2 separate regions of the Homo sapiens genome follow, and region 1 is linked to region 2. The links are chromatin loops, found by intact Hi-C in ENCODE. Cell type or tissue: endothelial cell of umbilical vein. All regions are shown on one strand.

Region 1 (8,000 bases), 270 kb before region 2:
TTGCGAATAGTGCCGCAATAAACATACGTGTGCATGTGTCTTTATAGCAGCATGATTTATAGTCCTTTGGGTATATACCCAGTAATGGGATTGCTGAGTCAAATGGTACTTCTAGTTCTAGATCCTTGAGGAATCACCATACTGTCTTCCACAATGTCTGAACTGGTTTACAGTCCCACCAACAGTGTAAAAGTGCTCCTATTTCTCCACATCCTCTCCAGCACCTGTTGTTTCCTGACTTTTTAATGATCGCCATTCTAACTGGTATGAGATGGTATCTCATTGTGGTTTTGATTTACATTTCTCTGATGGCCAGTGATGATGAGCATTTTTTCACGTGTCTGTTGGCTAATGCAACCAATTCTTTAGGAACTTTCTGGGCTATATTATGTGCTTTGGAAGAAGAAGGGGGAAAAAAAAGCCTAATGGTTTTAAAAGCGTATTCCCTACTACTTCTGTCAAAAATACAATGGCGTCAGTGATCTATGCTTGTAAGTATGTGTGTTTCACCAAAACTGAAATAAAAGACAAATATAACCTACTAGTATAATGAGAGGAGACTGTCAATGCCAAGGAACGTATCAGTTATCTTCCTGAAGATAGCCGTGTACCTACAAGAGTGAGGGTCCTCAAAGGGAGCCTATCGTGTATGCCCATGCGAGGAATCAAGCCACCTGTGAGTGGATGTTAGGAGAGAAGGCCTAAAGACCAGCAGTGAGAAATGAGGGATAGTGATGCAACCTCTCTAGTAAGCAGGGGTGACTTGTAGACAATAGATGGCAGGTAAGGAGGTGCTCAACTCCAGCTCATGAGGAGCTGAAGTCCCCCAGCTCCTTATAGGTTGCATGTTTGCAGGGAGGAATATCACTCTCATTACCTTCTGATATTGTCTCCTAAGGAAATTTGGGCAAGAGGTTGTAAGCATCATGTTTTGCAGTTTTATGCTTTTAAAAGAGATGATCCTGGCACCTCATTGCACATGGGTGCGTTGGAGGAAGGCAAGTGGGAAGATGGACAAGGGGAAGGACTTCGCGAGACATCATAAGGAGGAACAACCTTGTGGAAGGTGGCAAGGACAAGATGAAGACAAAAGAGAAGAGTGGTTCAAATCTTCATGCACCACACAGTGAGCATCAAAGGCATACATATCAAAGTCTTTGGAAGAGGAGAATATTAAGAACTGTTAAGGAAAATGATGCGTAAATCACCCCAGGACCGTTCCAAGGAAAAGAGAGGCTTAGCATTCAGAAGTTGCTATAGTTTTGCTGATGAGGCTTGAATATGAAAACTATATTATTATCCTTTTTATCGTTACGCTACTTCTTTGAATGTATCTCACAGGACAGCATGAACTGTATAACTCAGCTTACAATTAACAGAAAAAAAATTGCACTTTAATTCCCAAATTTGATTATCAGATGTTCAATGAAGACAAATACAAAATAACATTGTAGAATCTTGCTTTTATCCCTAATACTGCTGGAAAAATATTAATCTCAATTTTAGTTTTTCCCTATGTATCATCTGGGGACCCCTTGCATTCAAATCACAAACAGTGAAATCATACAATAATAACTTTAGGAGAAAGAATTTAATAATGACTGTAGAAGAAAGGTATAACCAAATGTTAGAGGAACATAAAGAAGGGAGAAATTACTTTTTGCCAGAAGAACCAGGAAAGACTTAATGGAGAAAATGGCACCTGAACCAGCCCTCAAAATATAGATAGGATTTTTACCAGCAAAGTTGTGAAAATATGCTAGCAAAAAGGAAGAGAATAATTAGTCAATACCACCTTGATTAGAGAAGGAGGACTGATGGCTGTAATATTGGCAAAGAAATTGAACTCAGATTATAAAAGACTTTATGCAGAGTCTAGGGGGGTGGGTTGAAACTTACTCAGCAATCACTTTGGCAGGTATCCACACCGAGTCACATGATCAGAATTGCACTTGAGGATAGTTTCTCTGTCTATAGGACTGAGGCTGAGACTGGAGGCAAGGACGTGTTAGAAAGTAGGCGAAATTGTCCAGGTCTGGGGAAATTAGGCTGTGTAAAAGGACAGTGGCAGTGGGAATGGAAAGAAGGGTGGTACATGAAACAGACATTAAAGGGGGAACAAGTTGATTGTTAGCTTGAAACTCTCAGCAGGCTTTATCAATTCTTGGAATGAAGGAAAATTTCTCCCTTCAAAAAACCTTGTATGTTGCAACCACTTAGGATGTGAACAAAGACAATTCATCTCCATTTTCAAGGCTCAGTAGTCAACTCAGAGATGGAGACAAGAGGACTTAAAGATGGGAAGAAAACGTGTCTCATTAACTCACAGTTCCAAAATGTTACAGATAGCTGTGGGGTTTTGGTTTCATTTGGTAAAAATCAAATGAACTTTTTTTCCTTATTTCTTCTGAAGAAAAAAAATCAGATTTACTAAATGACATGTTAAAATGTTTAATTCCATTTATTCTTTAATTTAAACAACACAAAGTTATTTCAATGAGACATCTGATTTTAATCCCAAGTAATAAAAAACAAAACCTAAACATTGGCCTAACTGAAACGAAGTCTAGTTTAACTGGTTCAGGATTACATTATTTTAATATTCTATAATATTGCTAAAATATTATTCAGTGTTCACTATGTGCTGATTAACCTGAGATCTATAGTAATATTACATATCAAGGTTTTGAAAATGTTTTATGACTGACCGAGTCATGAGTTTTGGTTTTTTGCTCCTTATTTGTAAATGTTTCAACCATATGAAATGCCATTCTTTTTTACTGCAATGGAATTTTACATGCCACGTTTAAGAAACAGAATTTTCTACATGAGTCTTTCTTTAACTGTAGCATTAAGTTTCCCATATGGCAACAGAAATGACATTTTATTTCTGCTATTTGAGTAATCTGCTTCCAAACAGGAAAAGTGGGGAATAGGACCAAAAAGTCTGTGACACTTACCTTTGGAGCAGTACTTGAGCCAATTAAATCATTGCCATATGATGTTGTTTGGACCATAATTGCTATCATAACAAGATGCAAGAAGAACAGAAGGCCCGAAGCCAAAAAACAGAAGGCCCGGAGCCAAAAGGCCCGGAGCTTGGAAGAGTTCAAGTCCTATCACTTTAGCCATTCTTACATATTGCATTCAGGAGACAGTTGACTTGCCCCACGTAGTTAACAAATTGAACAGCCCAACTGTGTCTCATGTATGTTTTCTGCTTTCCAATCTTGACAGATGCACATGTGTTATGTTCCAATGGCTCTCTGAAAAATATTTCTTAACTACCTGACACTGCTGGTTTTCAGTCACATATCAGCCCTACTACAGCCTATCAATAATTTAAAACATAAATATGGAAAACAGTAATGAGACCTCTGCAGCCATTGTACTGTCGACAGGAAAAATGAAGACATGGTAATGAGGAAAACATTAGTCTGATTATTGCAGGAGGGAGACGTTCTCAATCTTTTGTGGTGGTGCATCAGCCACAATTACCTCCCCAGTAGTGCTTCAGATCACAAACACCTTGGAGATAGCTGGAGTTCTTCCTAATTTGATTCTCTCTTGTTATTTCATGTTTTATCACAGTTAAAGAAATACGTGCCCAAAATCTCATCAGTGCAGCCAAGATATTTCTAGAGATAGTTCTCCAGGCCTTGCGATGGCTTCTCTTTAGTTTCACTGTGGACTCAGTAGCTGAGAATGCTCTCCTCTCCCAATCTCATCTCTCACCATTCACTGGCATCCACCTAAAAGAGTCCATTGGAATGCATGGGAATCTTTACTGGCCTTTGGTTTATGTGAGTGAATTCTCCTATTGATTCCTCCAAGCTGGAAGTAGCGATCAAGAGAAGGGGAAAGATAAAACTGAGTGAAAGTGGTTAAAGGGAAACCAATAAGAAATACATTTGGAAATCTGACTAGATTGGTGAAGACTTTTTTATTTTAAGGAAGAGAAAATCATGTGATTCCAATGTGTGGGTCAAATGAAGAATGAATGCAGTATGAGAACAGGGTGGAGACTCAGATTACTCAAAAAGATGCCTAAAATATATGTTATACGTTTTCCGTGAGATGTAATGAAGGTGAATTTCAGAAGCAGTGGCTATCTCAAGGTGCAGCAGCTGAGGTGATGTCTTTTTACCTCAGGTTACTACAAACGCTTTAACCTTCTGGATGCTGGCTGTTCTTTTCCTGGGAAAAGCACAGCTTTCACTGAACCAACAAATGGTTTTAAGGTGCTTGCAGAGAGAAGGAAGACTGAGTCCATAGTAACCGCTGTATTATGATCAACAGTCCTATTTTGTTTCTTCCCCAAAGTTCCTGTTTATGTCTCGCAGCCTTTATATTGACTTTTTAAGAACTCAGCCAGTTGGCCAGTGGCCATGGTAAAATTGCACCACCAGTAAGTATAAATACATCCCATCAGTGGACACATCTTCAGTATTCTACTTAAACTCAGTTCTCCATTTGAAGTGTCATGTGGTTATGGGTGAATAGAGAACATTATTTAAGAAAGAATGATTTGTTTAAAATAGTGCCCAAATACTAAGCTACATTACGGAGCAACCATCAGTATCATTAAGAAATTTCATTCACTTTTATTTTTAAAAACCTGTAGCATGCTACATCATTTGCACATTAATATTTGACTCTGTAAGCATTTGGCTCATGTACAGAAAATCATATGATACTTTTTCTTTGAGAACGAGAAGGAAAGGAAAGACAGCGATTGAAGCAAGATCCAGGAGAGGGAAAACACATGCCCTGCTGCCAGCCTTCCCATTTTCTCCACCTACTCTGTACCAAACCTAATTAACATAAGCTAACAAATATTATTATTAACAAAACTGCGTTGTTTTAAAGGTGACTGTGCTTAGCAATTTGTGTATTTTAGCTGAATCATTCTTTAAAACAAATGTGTGAGAAAGATAGCTCTATCTTGAAAAATAGGAAATTGAGGGGAAACAAAGTGTTTAAAAACTTTGCCCAAGGTCACATAGCCCATGAGTGAATGAGCTGGGATTCTTCCAGGTCCGTCTGACTCCAAACCCCAAGTCCTGGCCAGAAGCTCCTCCAATGGCTGACCCAACAGGAAATAATTTCCTATTACACTTATGTAAAGAATTCTCTCCTGTGCCTAAAATAAAGAGATTTACTCTATACAGTTGGTTTAACTAGCGTAACTGTGAAGATCAACAAGCTTAGAAATGCTATTTTCTTTCTTTTAACAAAAGAAAAACAAGATGACAGGGTATAAAACAAAGAATCTATTATTTCGTTTCCAAATACACATTTTAAATTTAGTGACACAATAGCTTAAGTCTTCTTTTGGACTATTGATTTTCCTATTATTATCTAAAATGAAACATTTTTAAAAGCACCATTTTACCATTTTTTGCATCTTCAATACATTGTATTAGTATTTTGGATATATATCCACTGCCTGATTCTTATATTTTATAGTTGCAGGAAGCTACTATTCGAAGTGAAATAATTTGGTGTTGTTATTTAACTCTGAAAAAGCATGAAATATAGCAATCATTTGTGAGAAATCACTGACTTTCTGCTAAGGTGACTAGGCCATTTTTTTTATATTAGGCAAAAAACCAAATGCAGCAATCAGAATTGTATCCCATTTAATGTTATTTGCAAGAATGATTAACCAGGATGCCTGGGGCGCTTACATAAACAGCTGTGTCTTGTATTTTCCAGGTAATAAAACCTCTTAGTTTGGCATCTTGCAGGGAAGCCATTAGATCCACCCTGGTGCCACTGGAATAACTGAGGTCCCATAGGGAGGGAACACCTACCAACAACAAGAGGCAAGGGATAGGGTAGATGAGGACGAGGCCTGGATTGGAAGTTCAGAATGAAACTACCAACCAGTAAGAATGTAGAGGAGCCCAAAGCCTTCAGAGGCAAAGGGGGGTGTCTGGAATTACTTATTCATTTATTTTTTGGTTTGTTTCTTTATTCATTTATTTCTTTATTTTGAAGAGTGAAAATGTTTCAAATACTTCTCCCAAAATATTACTAGTAATTCATTTATTTCTTTATTTTGAAGAGTGAACATGTTTCAAATACTTTACTGAAATAATAATGATGGAGTAACAGTCTTGAGTTTTCAGAAGTATATGATGTACTAATAAATACCATCCAAGCAATCACAAATGTATGCTTTCTTACCAGGCATACAAGAACTAGAGTCCTTCACAATGAAGGCTTTCACAAAATGCAAAAGCAGCAATAAACAGAATTGATATTTACATTAACATTGTACATAAAATCCAAAAGTCAGCATCCTATATTTTTAATATCAATGTACATATCATACTTTATTTTTAATGTTAATTTTCCATCTCTCCCAAAAAATGTAAGATCTGTAAGAAAGTAGATTTTCAAATATACATATGTATAATTTAGCATCACATGTCATGCTGAATACCAAGGAGTTTACTAACAATGAGAGTTTCTGGAAGAATTTATTGATGGTTTCCTTTTACCACCAAGAAATCTCTAAGCCAAATTTTCTTTTCTCCAATTTTTATTTTTACCTCTTCATACTCAATTTTAAATTTATTATCATAAAGAGAGATGCTGAAGGGATCTGCTTTTCTATCTGCTATAGTGTGAGGGCTCTCGTGTGGCAACATTTTACTGTTGTTCTCCCCTGCTATCATCAATGCGTTAAAAGGAAGGGGATTCTACACAGGAATACTAAACAATCAATAAAACGCATTCCCAAGCAATATTAATGTGATGGAGTCACTGCAATTTGATTAGTGACCTTTTCATTCTTTGTAGAGATAACCTTTATTGATATCATTAACCAGATAAAACACAGGTTTGATGCAGCTCTTTTAACCACTGAGCTTGGTATTGATTGAGAAGCAAGATGTGAGATTTTGTTAGTGTTGAGCTGTTTACAGAAACAGGAGGTCCATTCCTCCCCTTTTCTTCAGCCCCCAGAGTAATTGTTTTTTTTTACCAGCAGTGAATACAGAGGAGAAACCAAGGACATTTTCTGACTTTTGTTTCTATGAACAAAAGCTATTTGGGTGAGGGATCACTTTCTGAATGCTCACAAGGAAAGAAAGAGGCATTCTATATTAATAATTTTGGTATGGCTTAAGTAGATCTCCTCTTCGTTACTGTAATTCTCAAAGATCTCTCATTATACAACTACTTATTAGCATTTGCAATTCAGAAAGTTTATACTAATTCTGCCTGTGTTTATGTTTAAACAAACCAGTATACTTGTTCCTTGCCCCTTGAAAGGCATATGTTATCATAGAGAAGATCTAGAGATTTTTACCTTATCTAGAGATTTTTGGCCCAAATGGCATATTAACTTTGAGGTTTGTCTGTGTCTGCTTCCATGCAATAGAAGTGGAACATTTGTTTGACTTTTTAAGTGAATGATTTAGCCTAAGAATCAAACTTTACATTTTAATTCCTGAAACTAATATTTAAATGAAAGTAAACTCTTCAGCTGAATACACTAGATATGCTACAAAAAAAGGTGTGTTTTGTGAAAGGTAGCTATTGCTTAAAATTGTATGTTTTAACGTAATATGGTAAGCCTGACTTGAAAATAATTTTATGGTTTGTGAATTGGATTGTGCAGTGAGTAGAATATTAGAGCACACCTGCAAGTGGCATTAAAACGTTTTTGTTTTAACTGATTCATACACTAAGCTTAGAGCATGTAGGTGTGATCTATGGATTCAAGATGAATGATTAATGTTTACCCAATAAGCACTAAGGAAAATGAGTTGAAAGATTCACTAAGGTCCATGTAATAAAAAAGATTTTGGGGGTGATATGGAAAAATAATTAGTCATGAAAAGGGTTTATATATTTTCTTACATCTCCAAGCATGATAGTAGTTTAAATAGAGAGTTGTAGGCATATACTACTCTTTACAAGCTTCTGGTATATTAAGAAAGAATATAATTAGATAAAAAATTACTACTTACTTGAAGTTTCAGAGG
Region 2 (8,000 bases):
AATAGTTTTTGTGAAAAACTAAAAGAGTCACTCAATAAGAGTGATGCAACCCCTTTAGGACACAGACCTTTCAAAAATGGCTATTATAGTAAGGAAAGCTCTGGACAAGATTTTCAGAGACAGCTTCTGGCTTCTGTGAGAGCTTTTTGGCTCATGAACAGCACCCTCGGGCTAAAGTGACCCTTCTCTAATTCATGCAGAATCTGTGGTAGCTTGAATCATGACAGACACAAATATTCATCCTAGCCCTGGCATGCTGGGGCCTCACATCCTGCAAAGTATCTGGCTATGAAAATAGAAGACTTTGCCTGGCTGTGGTGAAGTAACTTAGCATAATACTGAAGTATTGAGAAATAACTACTCACGGAGCCAGACATTCTTTTAGCACGTTTGACTGATACTGGGGCAGAAGGCTGTAAACCTCACCTACTGCAATTCAGATGTGGCTGGCTGAGCAGCTCTCAGCAGCCGTCAGCACTGACAACTAAGCAAAATGAGACTCTCACACCACCCCAGACAATAGTAAGAACACAACACATTGAACGTATATAAGGTGACAGGACTGGGATAGTCAGGCACTGCTCTCAGGACCTGACTGAGGTAGAACCTTCCACCTCTATAAAGGACTCTCAAATAATAGAAACATTCTGACTTAGTGAGTGAATGAGTAAAATGAAGTTATTTTTGAAAAATTGTGAAACCATTACCTAAGGAAGCTACCACAAAGCCAAACTCTGGTTTTGTAAAGACGCTTTGCCAAGTGGTAAATTTCCGGCTTTGCCTCTTCCTGAGCATGTATAATGCTGTGGTTAGGCCGCTATCCAAGCGACCTTGTCCAGGACCCCTGCAGGACACAGTGTACATAAGCTCTCAGAGCCCCCAGAGCCCTCTGAGCTGTTGGCACCTCCTTCTTCTTCTAACAATAGATCCAGCTCATGATCCTGCCTGGCTGGCTTCTCCATGCAGTGGATTTTTCCATTCAAGTTTTAAAATTGAACATGGCTCAAGAGTACAGTTCCTGCCAAAGTTCATAAATGCCATTTTCTTTTTGCAACAAAGCTATTTTCAGGAGGTTTCCCTAGGAGCCTCAGTGTACAGCTGTTGCTGATATATAAAGCACAAAGTACATAGACACTAATCACAAACAAACTACAAGAGAGAATGCAAAGTGCTGAGTTCAAGATTTTTCCTTTCAACAAACCAAGAGGGCTGCTTTAAACCACTTGATTTATAGTATTTGTTCGACGGCCTCTGCAAATTTACTACATATTCAGATTTTTGATTGTTTGTTTTTTGAAGAGGAAATGCGAATGTCACCTCCAGTGAAAGGGCACATTCACATACAGATGTCTTCTATGTGACAATATAAAAGAATAATTGACCAATAATCCAGAGAGAGCAATGTTACAACACACACGTATAAGTGCTGGGCAGCAATCATCAGGATGAGATAGTTCAAAACATTCCCTGCCTCCTTCCGCTAAGGAGAAGTTGGTATTTGAGCACTCGCTTGTGCTCTTTCCCTATCTTATTTAATAGGAATTATTCTTTTGCTAAGTGACAATCTAAATAAAAAATAAATGAGGAGTGGGGATAAAGAAAAATGCCCCAGAGGTGTCTGTTGAGAGAGTATTTTAGGAGAGTTTAGCAGATAAGAGTAATTGAGATGTGAGAAATGAAGGATAAGAGGACATTAAAGATAGTATATGAACAGTTATCAGGGCCTGTGACTTTCACCCTTTGAATATTTTTTCAAAAGACTGTAAACTTCTTTCATATTATTTTGGAAGATTTGAACTTCCTTGGTTGAAATTATTGCAGAAATTCAAACACAAATTTATATGGATTGCATAAACAATAACTTAAAATGGATTAGACACATTTTTATTGATGGTTAATTTCATATGAATTTATATTGGTGGTCAATTATATGAATTTTATACTGATGAAACATGTCCAAATTGTTTCAATTAAATGAGGAAAAAAACACAAACAAGTACATGGTCACTGTGAATTAATAAATACTAGAATTTATTTATTTCTTTATTAAATGTATTCATTCAGTAAAGGTCTTGGGCACCTAACACATGGCAGACTATATAAAAAACTGAGATTTCAAAATTGAATAAGGTGACTGCTGACCACAAGGAGTTCACAATTTACTGGGGTAAGACTGATGCAAAACAGATCATTAGTATACAACATGATAAATGATAGAAACCTGTATATGGTCTAAGGGAACAGGGTGGAGAAGTCCTAACAAAGCCTAGATTTGATTTCCTGGAGTAAAGTGATGCTTATTCAGTGAGCGAAAGATGTGTGGGAGGTTGTCAAGATAAAAGAAGGAGGAAAAAAGTGACTCCATGCCAAGAGCACATTATAAGCCAAGTTACAGTATGTAGAAAACAGAATAGGGGTGGTGGTGGTGGTGGTGGTAGTGGTAGTGGTGGTGCATGTGTTTCTCTGTGTGTACATGCATGCCAAGAAAACAAGAAGGAATTTTGTCACAGTAAAATAAAACATGTCGTCAGAAGTGACAAGATATAAGAGCTGTACTTAGAGAAGCAGAAGGGTCAGACAAAGGGTGGATCAAGGATGATCCAGGGGGCCAGGCGCTGTGGCTCATGCCTGTAATCCCAGAACTCTGGGAGGCCGAGGTGGGTGGATTATTTGAAGTCAGGAGTTCAAGACCAGCCTGGCCAACATGGTGAAACCCCACCTCTACTAAAAATACAAAAATTAGCCGGGCATGGTGGCAGGCACCTGTAATCCCAGCTACTCGGGAGGCTGAGGCAGGAGAATCGCTTGAACCCGGGAGGTGGAGGTTGCAGTGAGCCCAGATTGTGCCACTGCACTCCAGCCTGGGTGATAGAGTGAGACTCTGTCTCAAAAAAAAAAAAAAAAAAAAAAAAATGATCCAGGGTATCATGATACGGAAGAAAGAAGAAGAGAAACCACTGAGGAATGTAAGAGAACGGAACAGTGAAATTTACAGCTGGATTGAAGAAAGATGTAACTGTAAGCAGAGAGAAGAGGTAGGGAGCCATTGCACGATCTATAAAAAAATATTGAAAGTTCTGACTGCGGTTAAAAAAAAAAAAAGATGAGGGTGAACGAAAGACACAGATTCAGGAATAATTAATAAATGTTAATAAATAAACTTGGTAGAAGTTGGTTTTTGATTGAACATATGTGATGGGAGAGAAGAATATGAGTCCCCAATTTCTAAGCTGAGTACCTGGGAAGATGATCGTGTTGGTGAAGCCATCTAAAGAAATAGAGAATGGAAAAGGGGAAATGAGATTGGTAGAGGTGAGCCTAAGTGTTATGTGAGAAGAGATGATGATTTGAAAGTTAAGTATATAATCTGAAGTTCAGAGGAATGCTGTTGGCTAGAGATGTGTATAGATTTGAGACTAACAGCAAGTGATGTTTGTTGAAACTATGACAGTGGATGAGGTCACCCAGGGAAGATATGTGGGTATAGAGAGTAAATGGCCAAATTAAAATTTAAAGATTGGACAGAGGAAGGTAAGTTCACTAAGGCAAAAGAGAATAGCTAAAGAAATACATGAAAAATGAGAATATTGCAATGTTATAGAAGTCAAGCAAGTAGAATTTCACAAAAAGCTAGTAATTGGCCATTTCTTGCAAATGAAGCACATGAGGATTTTGACTCGCAGGGCACCAGAAAGGCATGATAGAAAGCATGCCTCTGAACCCTTTGAAAGCTTTCCAAACTTTAAATTGCTATCACCCCCAGAAAGATCCAGATAGATCTTCGGTGGAGGACGTTAATATGAGACATCACCTAAACAATTGAATAAAATGTAGAAAAAGATCCTCAACACCAATATAATTAAAAGGAAAGAAACCATAGAACAATTGTGACACTAGAAAAACTATAATGATCTCAGATCTACTCTCTCAAGTCTCTGAGAACTTGATAAAAAAAAAAACACTGTTCTCTATCTAGTTAAAGGAAGTCACTTTTTTTCTGAGAAACCACCATATGTTAAGCTGTCTTTATATAGACCTTAATAATCCTCACAGTCAGGAAACTAAGATTCAAGGAAATTTTAAAAAATATATCATGAAGTCATATAGCTAATTAATGATGAAACTTTTATTAAAACCCAATTTAAAGAGTAATCCAGAGCAAGTGTCAATACTGTTGAATCTAAAATAAAGACTAATAAAACAATATTTAAAGTGAACATCTTTGTAAAACAAGAAATAGAAACATAAGCCAATAGGGTGACCATATTTCCCAGTTTGTACAAAATAGTTCCATTTTATGCTTATTGTCCTTGTAATTATTAGTAGCACTTACGCCCTTCGCTCCTTTAAGTGTTGTGGTTTGGAGAATAAATATGTGGACACTCTACATAGCAATGTTGTGACATGGCATGTTAGAGATCTAAGGTATACAGTAATTTGAGGACAAAGAAAACAACTGAATTGCAATGTTTTTCTACCACTGAGGTTTCAACAATTGCAGCTGTACCTTTTCCTTCTCTGAGACAGCACGTCAGCATTTCCTTCCATTTTCTCTATTTTTAGAAACGTAAAATTCAGCTATAAAATATGGCTGTTGGCAGACAGTACAGACAAGAGTAGAATTCTGCATAATAAATCTATAGTTGAAAAATATGGATTCTGTGGGCATTCTATGGAGTTCTTGCTGTTGGCCATGACTTTCTACTAAAGCGATCTCTTTAACAAGTACCTGTTCAATTCCTAATTGAGCTTTCGAAGGTAAAAGTTGCTCTTTCTGCCTGTAATCCCAGGCCTTTGGGAGGCCGAGGTGGGCAGATCACGAGGTCAGGAGATCGAGACCATCCTGGCTAACACAGTGAAACCCCATCTCTACTAAAAGTATAAAAAATTAGCCGGGCATTGTGGCAGGTGCCTGTGTTCCCAGCTACTCGGGAGGCTGAGGCAGGAGAATGGCATAAACTTGGGAGGTGGAGCTTGCAGTGAGCCAAGATCACACCACTGCATTCCAGCCTGGGTGACTGAGCGAGACTCCGTCTAAAAAAAAAAAAAAGTTGCCCTTTCTTGTGACTTCATTCATTTTATCCCATATATATAAGTAATATTCATTGAGTAAAATGTGTGAATTTATTTTTTACTGAATCTTTGAGATAATTTTCAAAGATACATGGGAAGTATCTTTTTCAACAGCATTATAGGATATTAGTGGTAAAAGAAAGTTCAGAGATTATCTAATGCCACCCTTATTCAATTTTCAAATGAGAATATAGAAACTGAGAAAGCATAAGTGATTTGCCCACAATCACAGAGTTAATTAGTGACAGATGAATACATTTATGGTCTCTTATGGGAAAAGACAGAATAATGGAATTCTTATGGTTGAAGAAACATTAAACTGGATAATTTGACACCTGTAAAAGATATTCATTAAAGACAAATTTGTGCCTGCCACACACTGATTTCTGTTCCAATTTTCTGTCAGTCTACACTTACAGCTAGAGCTGGCAACTATCATACAAGCAGTCAACACTTACATTCTTAAACACTTTTTTGTCAAAGTATCATGGACATCAAAGACCTCTAAACACATGAATCTCTAAAGAGATAAAAACCAGATATGAGAAATCTAAGTTGTACAAAGTTGTTCCTTTGATTCTTCTTTGAGCCCTGAACTGACATTTTTCCCTAACACTTATGCTCTGAACCATATGACAGTCCATCAAGTTGTTGGTGTTTGTCTGCTTTGTCCTAATTAAGGATCTCCCTGTGTTCTGCTGCCTTGTTTAAAATGTCAACAAAAGCTTTAAATAGCACTGTATCTCAGTGTGTGCACTCATTATTAATTCAACATCTGGATCAAAGTAAATGATATTATATCTTACTGAAATATGCTTTGTTTTTTCTTATTAAGCTTGGCAGTTAGATGATTGTCAAAAGATGCATGCTTTATTAAAACGCTTTAAGCAAGAAGGGTATATCTTAGTACAAAATTAGATAGAACAGGAAATCCATTAAGGAAATATACAACATTTTGATTTTATATTTCCTTGAATCTCTACACATAGAGTTTTCTAATTTTTTTTTTCTTAATTTGATGACTAGGACTTGTTAAATTTTCACCAATTAATTAGAAAATAAAAATTTTGGTAAAATGACTCTGATGAAGCACAAAATGATATGCACTTTTATTGTTTTATTTGGCTAATGGCACAGTTTAGCATGTCCAATTTTTCTCTAAAGCCTTATATTCTCTGTGGCACCAACAGCAGTTCATTACCCCAAAATGGAGCTCAGTATTTGTTTCACAAATAGTCTTACCAACAATCGCCAAAATAATGAAAATATTATTGCAATATGCACAATTATCAAAAGAATTGATTAGATATAATTAATTCCTATGATTTCTCAGTAATGTGACCTTACTATGCATTAAGCAATGACCTGGTTTCCAATTACCAAAAACTTCATTGCCTTCTGAATGTAGATATATGGCATTTTGTGATGTACTATCCGTTGATTATTAAAAATTGCTTCAGCAAGTTTCAGGAACTATGTCTGTGTTCTCAAACAGAAATTAAATAATATACTACTACAGATTAAATAAATGCCTTTTAAAAGTATGATTTGAGGAGATGTCAGCAAGATGATAAAATAAGGCTCTCCAGTGCTCCCTCTCTCACAGAAACATCAATTTGAACAACTATCCGCACACAAAAATACCTTCACAAAAGTGAAGGAAACCAGGTGAGAGATTTCAGCACCTGGGTATAGCACGGAAACAAGAAAAGATGCACTGGAGAGAGAGGAAGGACAGTTTCACATTACCTGCTTCACTTTTCCCCCAATTACCAGACAGCACAGCATGGAGACAGATACCCTCCACATGATGGTAGGAGAAGGAAGTGAGCATCAGACTTTGCCTTAGACCCCAACACTGGGCCTGCCACAGAAAAACCCAGCACCAAAGAGACCCTCACAGCCCTAGACACCAGGCTAGTACTTGTGGACTGAGCTTCCACACCTTTCCCAGCACTGATCAGGGGCTTATAGCCTTAGACTCAAGGTCTATACAGCAGACTTGGTCTCTGGGCCACTCTACTGCCAGGTCTACCTTAGCAGCCCAGCCTCTGGAACTTCTCCAGCACTGGGCTGTCCCCTATAATCCTGGACATCAGATCCATCCCAGTAACTGACTATTTCCTGCAGACTCAGACTCAAAGCCAATCCCAGAGCCAAGTAGCCCCCTGTGGACCCAAGGATAAGGCCAGCCTCTACAGATGTAGGCAAATATTTGCAGACATAGGCGTCAGGTCTGCCCTTGTGTACCCAGGTTTCAGGCCTATCCATGGGGACTCAATCAATAGGTCCACACTTGTGGATCTAGACTTAGGCCCAACCCTATAGACCCACCCACCTGCTGACCCAGGCACCCAGACACCAAGCCCAGCCAACCTACCTGAGGACTCCAACAGCAGGCCTACCCTTAGACGACACCAAATGGCATGCACAGGTTCTATGGAAAGGCTGACTGATAAAGAGTTTTCCCAGACAAAGCCAGTCTGCAAAGACTGGAATAAGCCCTTACTTCTTCAGATGCACAGACATCAGTGTAAGGAAATAAGAAACATGAAAAGCTGAGGTGACATAAACCACCAAAAAAATACAAAAATCTCCCAGTGGCTGAGTCAAGAGAAGTGGAAATATATAAACTAAGAGACAAAAAAGTCAAAATAATTGTTTTAAGGAAGCTCAACAAACTTCAAAAAAATTACAGGGAAACAATTTCATAAAATCAAGAAAACAATAAATAAAACAAATTTAATAGAGAGATTGAAATTATTTTTCAAAGACAAAGAGAAATCCTATTGCCGAATATAATGAATGAATGAAAAATGCAATAGTAGGATTGATGAAGGAGAAGAAAGAATTTGTAGCCTTGAAGACAAGTTATTTAAAAATATATGGTCAGAAGAGAAAAAATGAAAACAAATAGAGAAAGTTTA

Evidence for each region. Peaks named below come from ENCODE experiments on the same cell type or tissue, not always from the same donor. Only the 100,000 strongest peaks of a DNase experiment are listed, where the experiment ranks them.
Region 1: it touches region 2 in a loop (7-fold over the local background); 34 of 110 quality-filtered maps call a loop at or near these places.

What each region holds. Positions count from the first base shown.
Region 1 is chr4:85,757,652-85,765,651 of GRCh38, forward strand. The region is part of intron 3 of ARHGAP24 (Rho GTPase activating protein 24); the gene reads left to right. Among named protein-coding and RNA genes, the nearest start is that of MIR4451, 39 kb to the left of the region's middle. In endothelial cell of umbilical vein, no CTCF peak of the experiment used is centred here; DNase peaks (open chromatin) are centred at 3,050, 4,310, 5,000 and 5,740; H3K27ac peaks cover 4,379 bases.
Region 2 is chr4:86,032,483-86,040,482 of GRCh38, forward strand. The region is part of intron 11 of MAPK10 (mitogen-activated protein kinase 10); the gene reads right to left. Among named protein-coding and RNA genes, the nearest start is that of MAPK10-AS1, 83 kb to the right of the region's middle. In endothelial cell of umbilical vein, a CTCF peak has its summit at 865; DNase peaks (open chromatin) are centred at 849 and 4,479; H3K27ac peaks cover 3,538 bases.